2 separate regions of the Homo sapiens genome follow, and region 2 is linked to region 1. The links are chromatin loops, found by intact Hi-C in ENCODE. Cell type or tissue: K562. All regions are shown on one strand. Links, peaks and the distances in the headings refer to the core of each region. The heading gives the core; the rest is flanking DNA. Region 1 overlaps RNF32 (ring finger protein 32). Region 2 overlaps SHH (sonic hedgehog signaling molecule).

The links. A loop is a pair of places that touch in the nucleus more often than their neighbours do. Peaks named below come from ENCODE experiments on the same cell type or tissue, not always from the same donor. Only the 100,000 strongest peaks of a DNase experiment are listed, where the experiment ranks them.
Region 2: it touches region 1 in a loop (4-fold over the local background); 13 of 110 quality-filtered maps call a loop at or near these places.

What each region holds. Positions count from the first base shown.
Region 1 is chr7:156,647,078-156,652,448 of GRCh38, forward strand. The region is part of intron 3 of RNF32 (ring finger protein 32); the gene reads left to right. Among named protein-coding and RNA genes, the nearest start is that of RNF32, 9.0 kb to the left of the region's middle. RefSeq lists a silencer at 4,002-4,221. In K562, for the core only: a CTCF peak has its summit at 3,158 (motif pointing right); a DNase peak (open chromatin) is centred at 3,164.
Region 2 is chr7:155,802,887-155,808,209 of GRCh38, forward strand. It overlaps SHH (sonic hedgehog signaling molecule), which reads right to left. Exons shown (of 3, transcript NM_000193.4): 2 at 3,410-3,671; 3 at 1-840. The coding sequence ends at 14. Among named protein-coding and RNA genes, the nearest start is that of SHH, 6.9 kb to the right of the region's middle. RefSeq lists a silencer at 2,194-2,373 and enhancers at 2,280-3,249, 3,250-4,218. In K562, for the core only: CTCF peaks have their summits at 2,277 and 2,731; DNase peaks (open chromatin) are centred at 2,275, 2,735 and 3,044; H3K4me3 peaks cover 1,147 bases; H3K27me3 peaks cover 3,301 bases.

The DNA of each region.
Region 1 (5,371 bases), core at 119-5,118:
CTGACCTCAGGTAATCCACCCGCCTCAGCCTCCCAAAGTGTTGGGATTAAAGGCGTGAGTCACCATGCCTGGCCTGTTTTTTTTTAATTTTTTGTTTGTTTTTTGTGTGTGTTTCTTCTTTTTTATTTATTTTTATTTCAATAGCTTTTGTGGTACAAGTGGTTTTTGGTTACATGGATGAATTATATAGTGGTGAATTCTGAGATTTTAGTGCCACCACCAGAGTAGCCTACCCTGTACCTAACGTGCAGTCTTTTTATCCCACACCCTCCCACCCTCCGCCTCCTGAGTCTCCAATGTCCATTATACCACTGTGTATGCCTTTGCATACTCGTATCTTAGCTTCCACTTATAAGTGAGAACATACAACATGAGTTACTTCACTTGGAATAATGACCTCCAGTTCCATCCAAGCTGCTGCAAAGGACATTTTTTCATTCTTTTTTGTGGCTGAGTAGTATTCCATGGTGTATATATACCACATTTTCTTTATCCACTCATTGGTTCATGGGCACTTAGGTTGGTTCCGTATCTTTGCAGTTGTGAATTGGGCTGCAATAAACATACGTATGCATGCATCTTTTTCATATAATGACTTCTTTTCCTTTGGGTAGACACCCAGTAGTGGGATTGCTGGATCGAGGGATAGATCCACTTTTAGTTATTCAAGGAGTCTTCATACTGTTCTCCATAGAGGTTGTACTAATTTACATTCCCACCAGCAGTGTATAAGCATTCTCCTTGCACCACATCAACGCCAACATCTGTTGTTTTGTGACTTTTTAGTAATGGTCATTCTTGCAGGAATAAGGTGGTATCTCACTGTGGTTTTAATTTGCATTTCCCTGATGACGAGTGACGACCATTTTTTCATGTTTGTTGGCCATCTGCATATCTTCTTTTGGGAAATATCTGTTCGTATCATTTGCCCTCTTTTTGATGGGATTATTTGTTTTTTTTTTTTCTTGCTGATTTGTTTGAGTTCCTCGTAGGTTCTGGATACTAGTCCTTTGCTGAGAATTCTTCATACTGTTTTTACAACCTTTTGTAAATCTGAAATTATTTTAAACCGAAAAGTTAGAAATATGATTTTTTATTGATAGGCATGGAAAATAGGTTTGGTTGAGGATGGCGTGTCTTGGCGCAGGTCAGATGGATCTGGAGGTGCTGGAAGATCTGTGTGTTGGAGTCACACAAGGTGGAGGGGACCTGTTTCCACAGCGACGCCAGGGGAGATATTTGATGCTGTCTTCCTCTGAACTTCTGCTAACAAGCTCGATGTCTTCTAGAAAACAGCATGGCTCATGAACGTGTTGAGACTTGGAATAATGTCGTACAGTAGTTTAGTGAAGATCTTCTGTTGTACCTGTATGGTTTATGTAGATGACCAAATAGTTTCATCATAATCAATCTTAAGAGTTTTATCAGGAAAAATTTAAATTAGATATAAAGAGGAACGTCCCAATTTGGAAAATAAGTAAAGTTATTAAGGAAAATAGATGAGACCTTTTTTCAGGACCTCTTTATGGAAAAAATCTTGATTGTGCGTATTAGTTACTAATGACATTGAACCATATGCTCTTTACTGTCTATACATAATATTCCACTTGGATTTCTGTCTTTTCTTGCTGATTTACTGGAGTTCTTTGCATATTCTACATAGTAATCTCTTGTTGATTTAGCCACTGAAAATATCTTCTGTTCTTTTACCATCTTTTAAATTATATCTATTGTTTTATATTGAATACAATTTTCATTCTGATTAATGTTAAATCCATTGTTTTGTTTTGTTTTGTTTTTTTCACTTTATTGCTGTTTGGGAGAGACTTTAGATATACTTCACCATTCTGAGAGTGCAAAGATTTTCCTACATTTTCTTTATTTACCTTTAACCTTTTACCTTTCACATTTAGATGTCACCACAGTTTGTTTTGCTTATGATACTGGGAAAATCGACGAGATTAAAGCGTGTTTTGTTCTCTCCTTCCAAGGCTTCTGCTTCTATGTCAGTATTGCACTGTTTTGATTAATAGAGTCTTGCAATATGTCTTAATAGCTGCTAGGAAAAGACGTTTCCTCTTTTTTTTTTTCCTAAAACTGCCTCATTTTCTACATAAAATTCTGCTGGAGATTTTTTTTGAATTGGATTTATAGATCGGGGAAATACTGTATTTACAGTGTTATCATCTGATCCACAAATATGGTAGCATCTCACACCATTTAGGTCTTTTTGTCTCTGATTCCTAGGGGTTTTCTGAGTAAGTTGATCTCTGCAGTGATTCTTATTGTCTGTGCCTCTCTACTTTTATGCCCCTTCTTTTTTTTCCCTGCTTTTTTTTTAATCTGGCCAGGATCTCCTGAGCTGTGGTGAATACGAGTAGTAATACCTAGCATTTCTGTCTCGTTCCTTAGCCTAACACGTTTCATTTACTTACTTATGTGATGTTTGCCCTTTGTTTATTGTTGTTTTGTGTTGTTTGTTGGCCTTTATCTAATTATAAAATTTCCCTTTTAGCCAGTTGCTACAGGTTTTTAAACTCATTAATAGGTGTACTTTTTTAAATGCTTTTTTTCCTGCAACTTTTTAGATGAGCGTGTTTGTTGTGGGTTTTCTCCTTGAGTTTGTTTGTGCCGTAAATTACAGTGACAGACTCTGATGTTGAATCTTCGTGCATAGCTTGAATAAACCCTACTTGCCCACGGTGTTTTTCACATTCACTGTTGCATTCTGATAACTAATTCTCGTTTACGATGTTTGACGTTTAACCATGGATTACCCTGGACTATGATTGTCCTTGTCTGGTTTTATTATCAAAGCCATATAAGCTTCACCAAATAAGTTGGGCAGTGTTCCCTCTTTTTCAGGATTCTGGAATAACAGAAAATAGGGATGATATGTTCCTTAAAAGTTTGGGGAAACTCACTTGTAAAATCATCTGGGCCTGAGGCTTTTTTTCCTTTAAGCGGGGTGAGGAGAGGTGATGGGTTAGGATGCATTTGGCTGCAAATATACAAGCAACACACTGAAAGTGATGTAAAGCTTAATGGTGTGTGTCATTGTTCACAGCAGTTCTGGTTTGGTGGCTTATTGATGTTTGCCGGGACCAGCCTCCTTCCGGTGCTGCCGTCGGGAGGTGCTGCCCCGTGCATGGACACAAGAGGGTGCACAGCCCCAGGGTCAGTCCTCAACAACAAGGGAGGAGCCAGAAAGGCAGGGGAGAAAGCTCCCAACAGACCTTCCTTCCGCTTCACCTGAGACGGTCACATGCCCATTGATAGTCTAAAAATTGGCAAAGGGTAGCAAGACTTCCACGACATGCTTAGATCCATCAAGAGACCTCTGTGAGGCTGAGCCCATTTCCACTGACGCGCAGTGGGGTTCTAAAGGCAAGATGGGTGCTGGACGTGCTATTGATTTTAAACATTATTACATTGTGGCCAGAGAGCACAGCAGTTTGCTGAAATCTGTCAATACAATTTACCTATTCTCCCTCCCGTTCTAAGGTCTTGATTAGTTTATAAATATAAGGCCAGGTTTGCATGATGGGGAGATGTGGATGTTTGAAGTTGAGGCAGTTGACATTGACCATAGCAGAGTCTGGATTGTACAGCAAGTGCCCACCCAAGTCTAAGAGGAAGGGTGGTGCTGGGGGCCCTGTCTCTCCCTGCTCCCACACCTTGAGCCAAAGGCAAAGAGCTGCCCTGAGGCAGCGCCCCTCCTCCGCAACCTCAGTCTCAGCCTCTTCAGTCTTACTGTTCATTTGTTTCTCTGCAGGCCAGGTGCTCTCTCACTAATGGCCATCTGCACATCCTTTTCCTCCATCTAGAAAACCTCCCCCTTCACCTGCTGCTGTTACTCTTAACCCTGCGGGTCTCCATTTAATGCCACTTTGGTCAAGTAACCTTCTCTGGGGTCACAGCCCCATGCATCCTGCACACCATTCTCCATAGCGTTCATCACACTTGTAGCTGCTTGATTCTTATCAGAAGATCCATGGGCATAGTTTTAGAAGTAAAATTGTTCTATGAGGATTATAACAGAAAGTGTAGCATTCCCCTGACCCATTTTGGGCATTACTCTAAGGCAGCCATTTTCAAATCCTTTGGTTCATTCTTCTGGTATTATTTTTAATATTTCTTTTTTTTTTTTTTTTGACACACAGTCTTGCTCTGATGCCCAGGCTGGAGTGCGGTGGCACAATCTCGGCTCACTGCAACCTCCACCTCCCGGGTTCAAGCGATTCTCGTGCCTGAGCCTCCTGAGTAGCTGGGATTACAGGTGTGTGCCACCACACCTGGCTAATTTTTGTATTTTTAGTAGAGACGGGGTTTCACCATGTTGGCCAGGCTGGTCTCGAACTCCTGACTTCAGGTGATCCACCCACCTCGGCCTCCCAAAGTGCTGAGATTACAGGCGTGAGCCACCATGCCCAGCCATATTTTTAATAATTCTAAATAACATGTCTACGCTGCTGTTTTGTTAATTTTCAGTTCTGGATATCTCTTCTTACTGCAGAAGATCGAGATTTAGCATATTGTTTTCATAACTTGTGGTTAGACTAATAACATTCAGTGTTTACTCTGTTACAATTCCGTGACTTCACTCACAGCTGAGCAATGTGGTGTTCTATATTACAGTTTCCTTCTCAGACATTTTTCTATTCTACCTGAAGTTCTGTCTCATTTTTTCACATTTTAGTTTCCTCTATCATCACTCATCACTGATTCATCCCTAAAATCTCCTCCAGAAATACATTATCTCAATACATTAAAATATACCAGGGCACTTTATCAATGGGGACGTTGCTTCTGGAATCCTCCGTGGTCCCCTCCCCCGGCCCCTCCCCGGGCTCCCTCTTGAGCAGCATCCCGGGACCCTGGGCTCTCTCCTTGGATTCTGTCTCCCTGGACCTCATGGCGGCCTCCTCCTTGGTTTCTTCCCTCGTAGTGGCGACGCTTCTCTGTCAGTAGCTCCCTGGAGGAGTGCGGAGGAGACCCACACAGAAGCTCACATGTGTAACAATGTCTTTGCTCTTTTCTCACATTTGATTGATAGCTAATAAGGAATCTTGATATGGAAATCTTTCCTTCCTCCGAATTTTGAAGGAATTGTCTTCTCCTGTCTGTTGTGCTGTGGATGAGTCTGATGCAGTTCTGATTCCTGATCCTTTTTTGAGGCCTGTTTTTTTGAGTCTGCTTTCTGTCTCCGAGATTCTCACAGTGACGGGATTCGATGTTCTGAGTACTTACTGGGCCCTCTCAAACCAGAAGCTCATGTCCTTTGCTTCTGGGAGATGTTTTGGACTATTTTCTTTAAAATTTTTACTCCCCATTTTCCATGTTTTCTTTCTAAAATGCCAGTTTTTCAGAT
Region 2 (5,323 bases), core at 1-5,000, 840 kb before region 1:
CGGCCCCCCGGCTTCAGCTGGACTTGACCGCCATGCCCAGCGGGTGCAGGGCCTCGCTGTCCAGGAGCCAGGTGCCTATTTGGTAGAGCAGCTGCGAGTACCAGTGGATGCCCGCGGTGGCCCCCGCACCCGGAGCGTCGGCAGCACCTGGAGCGGTTAGGGCTACTCTGCCGCCGCCGCCCCCGCGGTCCCCGCCGCCGCTGTCCCCGCCGCGGTCCGTGCGCGCGGGCGCCAGTGCAGCCAGGAGCGCGTGCGCCAGGCGGAAGGGCGCGAAGGCCCGGTGCGCCCAGCTGTGCTCCTCGATGACCGCGTAGCACGAGGCCAGCACCCGGTTGATGAGAATGGTGCCCTGGGCCGTGAGCGGCGCGTAGGCGCCCGCGGCCTCCTCGCTTAGGGTCACGCTGTGCACAGCGGCGGGCAGGAGCCGGCGGTCCCCGTCACGCTCGGCCACCACGTACACGCGCTGGCCCGGGCGCACGCGGCTGGCGAACAGCGCCCGAGGCCCCAGTGCGCCCCCGGAAGGCGGCCCCGAGCCCGAGGACGCCTCGGGCTCCCCGGTGGCCGAGTCGTTGTGCGGCGCCACAAAGAGCAGGTGCGCGGCGGTGAGCAGCAGGCGCTCGCGCGGCTCCCGCGTCTCGATCACGTAGAAGACCTTCTTGGCGCCGTCGTCGCGGTCCAGGAAAGTGAGGAAGTCGCTGTAGAGCAGCCGGCCCTGGTCGTCCGCCGCCAGCACGCGGTCCCCGGGGCTCAGGTCCTTCACCAGCTTGGTGCCGCCCTGCTCCAGGTGCACCGTGGCCGAGCCCGGGAAGCAGCCTCCCGATTTGGCCGCCACCGAGTTCTCTGCGGGTGAGGAGAAGGGAAAGAAGAGAGGACAGGGCATTGAGTTCCGAGAGGGAGGCGCGTCTCGGGGAGGAGGGCGCACGCTTGGTGCCCGCGCTCCTAGGCCAGGGGTGCGCAAGGCGCGGGGCGGGGCGATTGATTCCAGGCGGGTCCCGCACACACCTCCCTCCCCCAACCCCACTGCCCCAGGGACAGGATTCCGACACATTCCTTAACGACTCTCTAAGTCTGGGCTGGCGGTCACAGAGGTTGGCTGGCGTTTCCTGCAGAGGCCGGTGACACTCTTTCCTTCCGCCTTCCTCCAACCCCACCCCCAGCTCCGCACACACCCGGCCTCGCCGCGAATCCATCCAGAGGGTGTTTGCTCTGCACTTGGATTCCTCAGGAAGCCTCCTTGAGCTCCCGCGGGCGCCGGGCGCACCCTCCTTCCCTCCCGCCCCGGCGCGGGGCGCGGCGCCTGCTCGCGCACTCAGCACCCGGGCTGCGCGGCGGAAACCCCTGGCCCGCCTGCCCGCCTGCCCGCCTGCCCGCAGCACCCTGCCGCGCCTCGGCGTGGGCCTGCGGAGGGGCGGGGGCGGGGAGTGAAAAATAGCTGCAGTAGTTGTAGCAACTGGACAAACATTCCAGAGATTGGCCGAGGTGTGAAAATCCGAGGCTTGTGTGGATTTTCTAATTAAAATCCAATAAAGGGCCCAGCATTGTCATTGTGATTTCTGGGATAAACAGGAGACACTCTTGGAAGGGGACACTTCCATTTTCTCCCCTCCCTGTTCTCAGCTCACTCTCTCCCCAGCTCGCGGGCCTCCCCCTCCCTATTTGCTCAGGTGCAACCCCCCCCCACCCCGTGTGCAATTCACAAGCACTATTTGCACAGCCAGGCCTCTCTTCCAAGCACTCAAGATGTGTATTTGAATTTTAAATGGCGGGGCCTGTTCGGAGCGCTGGAAGCGCCGGGTCTCAAGGCCCCTTGACTACCCGCTTTCTCGAGCCCTCTGTCGCTCTCTGAGGCTCACTGTCCCCAGGACAATAATTGAAGTTGGGGCGGAGCGCAGGGGGCCGGGGAGGAGGGCGGGGAGGGCCGTCTTCTTTGCATTCCAATCTCCGGGATCATGCTTTTTGCAAATAGAGATTGCCAGAAAGAATCTTCCTGCTGGAATTACAGGGGGCTTTTAATCTTCTCATCGGTTTCTCTGGCATGAAGTGCGGGGCTGGCCGTTGGAGGCCCTCCGTAGCCCCCCGGAATGCGACCCCGGGCGCTGGCGAGCCCGAGTCGTCGAGTCGCACGGCCCGGCTTGACACGCTGCGCCCCGCGCCCCCGCCCGTGTGCTCAGAATGCCAATGAGCGGCTCCCGCGCCGCGGCTCCGCTCTCCCGGCGCGATCCGGGGGATGGATTAGCGCTGCTCACTTGGGAGGAGGCCTCCGGAGACCCCCGCTAGGGGGACCCCGCGGGCAGGGAGCCGGGGAGGAGGTTTTGCGCAGGGGGCGCCCTGGGCCCAGGGGCCGCCGCCGAGCCCGCGAGGTGGGGGCGCCGCCTCCTGCCTGCCTGCAGCCGGGAGCTCTCCGGGCCGCACACCCGCCCCTGCCGCCCCCGCTCCACGCCTTTGCTTTCTGTGGGGACGAGAAGCCACTCTAGCCTTTACCTACAAGTGTGCCTTGACACCTTAACAGTGTTTTCCTACTAACATAGTGCCATTAACATGGAATTTAGGAGACAAGTAGGGAAGCCTGGAAGGGGGTTGAGGAAGGCAGAGTTTCCCCGAAATTCACCGTGAACGGCTTTGCTAAACGTGCCAATTTATGCGGGCGGAGAAGAGCGCTGTGCACACAGCCTCGGGCCGGAGGTTTGCGTGCGCGCGATGGCGCCTCCTCCACGGCTGTTCCTCGCCGGCAACAGCGTGTGGCGTTGCAGGCCCAGAGAAGACAGCCTCGCGCCGACTCGGGCCGGCGTTTCGGGGCCTGCCCGCCGCCCAGGGCGTCCCGGCCCGGCTCCCAGTAGGAACGCAGGCTCCGGGCGCGCCGCCTCCAGATGCTGGAGGTGGTTGCCCCTGGGTTTACTGCCGCCCACCAGGCCTCTCCCCAAAGGCAGCTTAGGATCCACGGGCGCCCGGCGGGGAGGAGCCAGGACGCGGGCTCCGGGGCAGGATAGACACCCCTGCGCTTGGGATAGCGGGTGGGGGCGGTTGGTTCTTAAGCCCTAAACGAGAGGAAGGAGCTCGCCCAGACCTGGCTAACCGCGCAGGGCTGTCTTCCCTCGCCTGGAAGGGCCTAGCGCCCCTCCCCCAGTCACGCTTTCCCACCCCCTGCAGTGGGGGCTCCAGAAGCGGGCAGGAAGCCACAGGACCCCATCTCGGGGCATGGAGAACCTTGGGCTCTGTGGCCTCAAAGGTAGGGGTGATTTCGAGGGGCCGGCACCTCACAGGGCAGGTTCCACCGCGGAAACGCAGTCATCGCCCAGCGACCCTGCTCCTGGCCCTCAGCCTCCCCCCAGGTTTCTTTTTCTCTTGAATCAAGCCGAGGTGCGCCAATGGCCTTCCTTGGGTCGGATCCGGGGGGCCAGGGCCAGCTTACCTGCTTTCACCGAGCAGTGGATATGTGCCTTGGACTCGTAGTACACCCAGTCGAAGCCGGCCTCCACCGCCAGGCGGGCCAGCATGCCGTACTTGCTGCGGTCGCGGTCAGACGTGGTGATGTCCACTGCGCGGCCCTCGTAGTGCAGAGACTCCTCTGAGTGGTGGCCATCTTCGTCCCAGCCCTCGGTCACCCGCAGTTTCACTCCTGGCCACTGGTTCATCACCGAGATGGCCAAAGCGTTCAACTTGTCCTTACACCTCTGCGAAGACAAGGGGACCCCCACCGACGGACACGTTAGCCTGGGCAACCGCCACCCCTCCCGGCCCCTCCATCAGCCTGCCCTGCCCAGTCTCAAGGCGCGAGGGCCATGCGGAGAGGTGGGGAGACGGGGGTTGGAATGGCCCAGACACACCGAAGAGCCGGGCCCTGGGCTGGGGAAGAGGGACAGCATTTGCGGAGGAGCGTGGAGGAGCACGTCCTCTCAGGGTAGAGCTGGGGGCCTTTCTCCAGGTCCTGAAACAGCCGATGCTCCTAGCGAGGCCTAAGAAGCAAATAAAGTTTCTCTGAAACAAGTGACCTGCATGTTTAAGACATCAACTACAGGACCCTCCAGGGGCACCCTCTGGGATACCCGCCCCGCCCCCACGTTGCCCTCCACTTCTAGCCCCCCTTCTGGGGCCCCTTTCTCCACCTGCGCAGCCTCCACCTTCTCCCCGCGTAGAATCCCTCACAGCAGGCCTGACAGAGACCTGGGCGCAAGTTCCCAGAAATAAAGAAAAATGCACTGCGCACTGCTTGGAGAATTGAAGGCCTTGCATTTATTTACCTCAGGCCCTAACCCTATCCGAGGCAGAGGGGAGGCGAGAAGCCGCTGGCGGGGCTGCGCGGTGGGCGGGAGCCTGGGTGGCAGGCGGCTAGGTGAGTTGCCACTTGCAGCACAGGCCGGGGCCGGGACAGACATTCTTTATCTGGACAGCCACATTCTTTTTGCCCGTCGAACCCTTTTCTGCCTGGCTTTTCTGTGGTCTGATTGTGTTTCTTGTTTTCTTTAACCTGTTCCCTTCCTCCGCTCTTGTGTTCTTGGCCCCAGCATAGAATGGCGTCCAGCAAGTTTGAAGAGCAAACTGAAGAGGTGGAGGGAGGGGGAGGGGTTTGAGAGGAGGGGGAGGGGAGACAGGAAGGCCTGAGGTCTCGGAGTCCTCCGCCTGGGGAGTTTCCCAGGAAGTTGCCTGGGAGGAGGCAGGAAACACTGACTAGGCAGATGCAGACGGGGTTACCTGGGATTCAGATTGTGGGGGTTCCCCTGGAATTCTGGGGTCACCCTCAGATAAGGATGCGACAGAAAGCAGTTGAATCCACTGTGTGTGTTTGTGGGGGCACTGACTTGCTTCCTGGATGTTTACCCTGCTGCTGCTGGTGGGACATGGGATTTAAAGAGGGGGAACTGGCACAGATGACGATGGTGGCATCCCCCAAGAAGCTGCGCCAAGTGGAGGCCGAGGGGCAATTTCAAGGTGACTTCTGCAGAGGGCGGGGCTGACCTCTAACCTCCTCCAGTCTGGAAGGATGCTCTGCTTGGAGTCTGGTTGTCGCCATGGAGGGACAGCTTCTATCCAGGGCCCTAACTGTAGCGTGGGTTGGGGGGACTCTTTCGAGAGGGTGGGGCGAGGACGCTGGCCCCACTGCTGCGGCGCTTTAAGGGGACGTGACAAATTGCGCAACAGGAAAAGTCCTGTGTATCTGGCAGCAATAAAACCCAGTAATATGGTTGTAGAGTTCAACATGCAACAACTGGGGGTGGGGTAGGGCTGGGGGCCGCCCTGGTAACAGGTCAGTGCCTGCATGTTTGTGGGCCTGCCAGCAGTTAAAAAAAAAAGTCGGAAGGGCAGAGTTTGAGTGAGGTCATCTTGA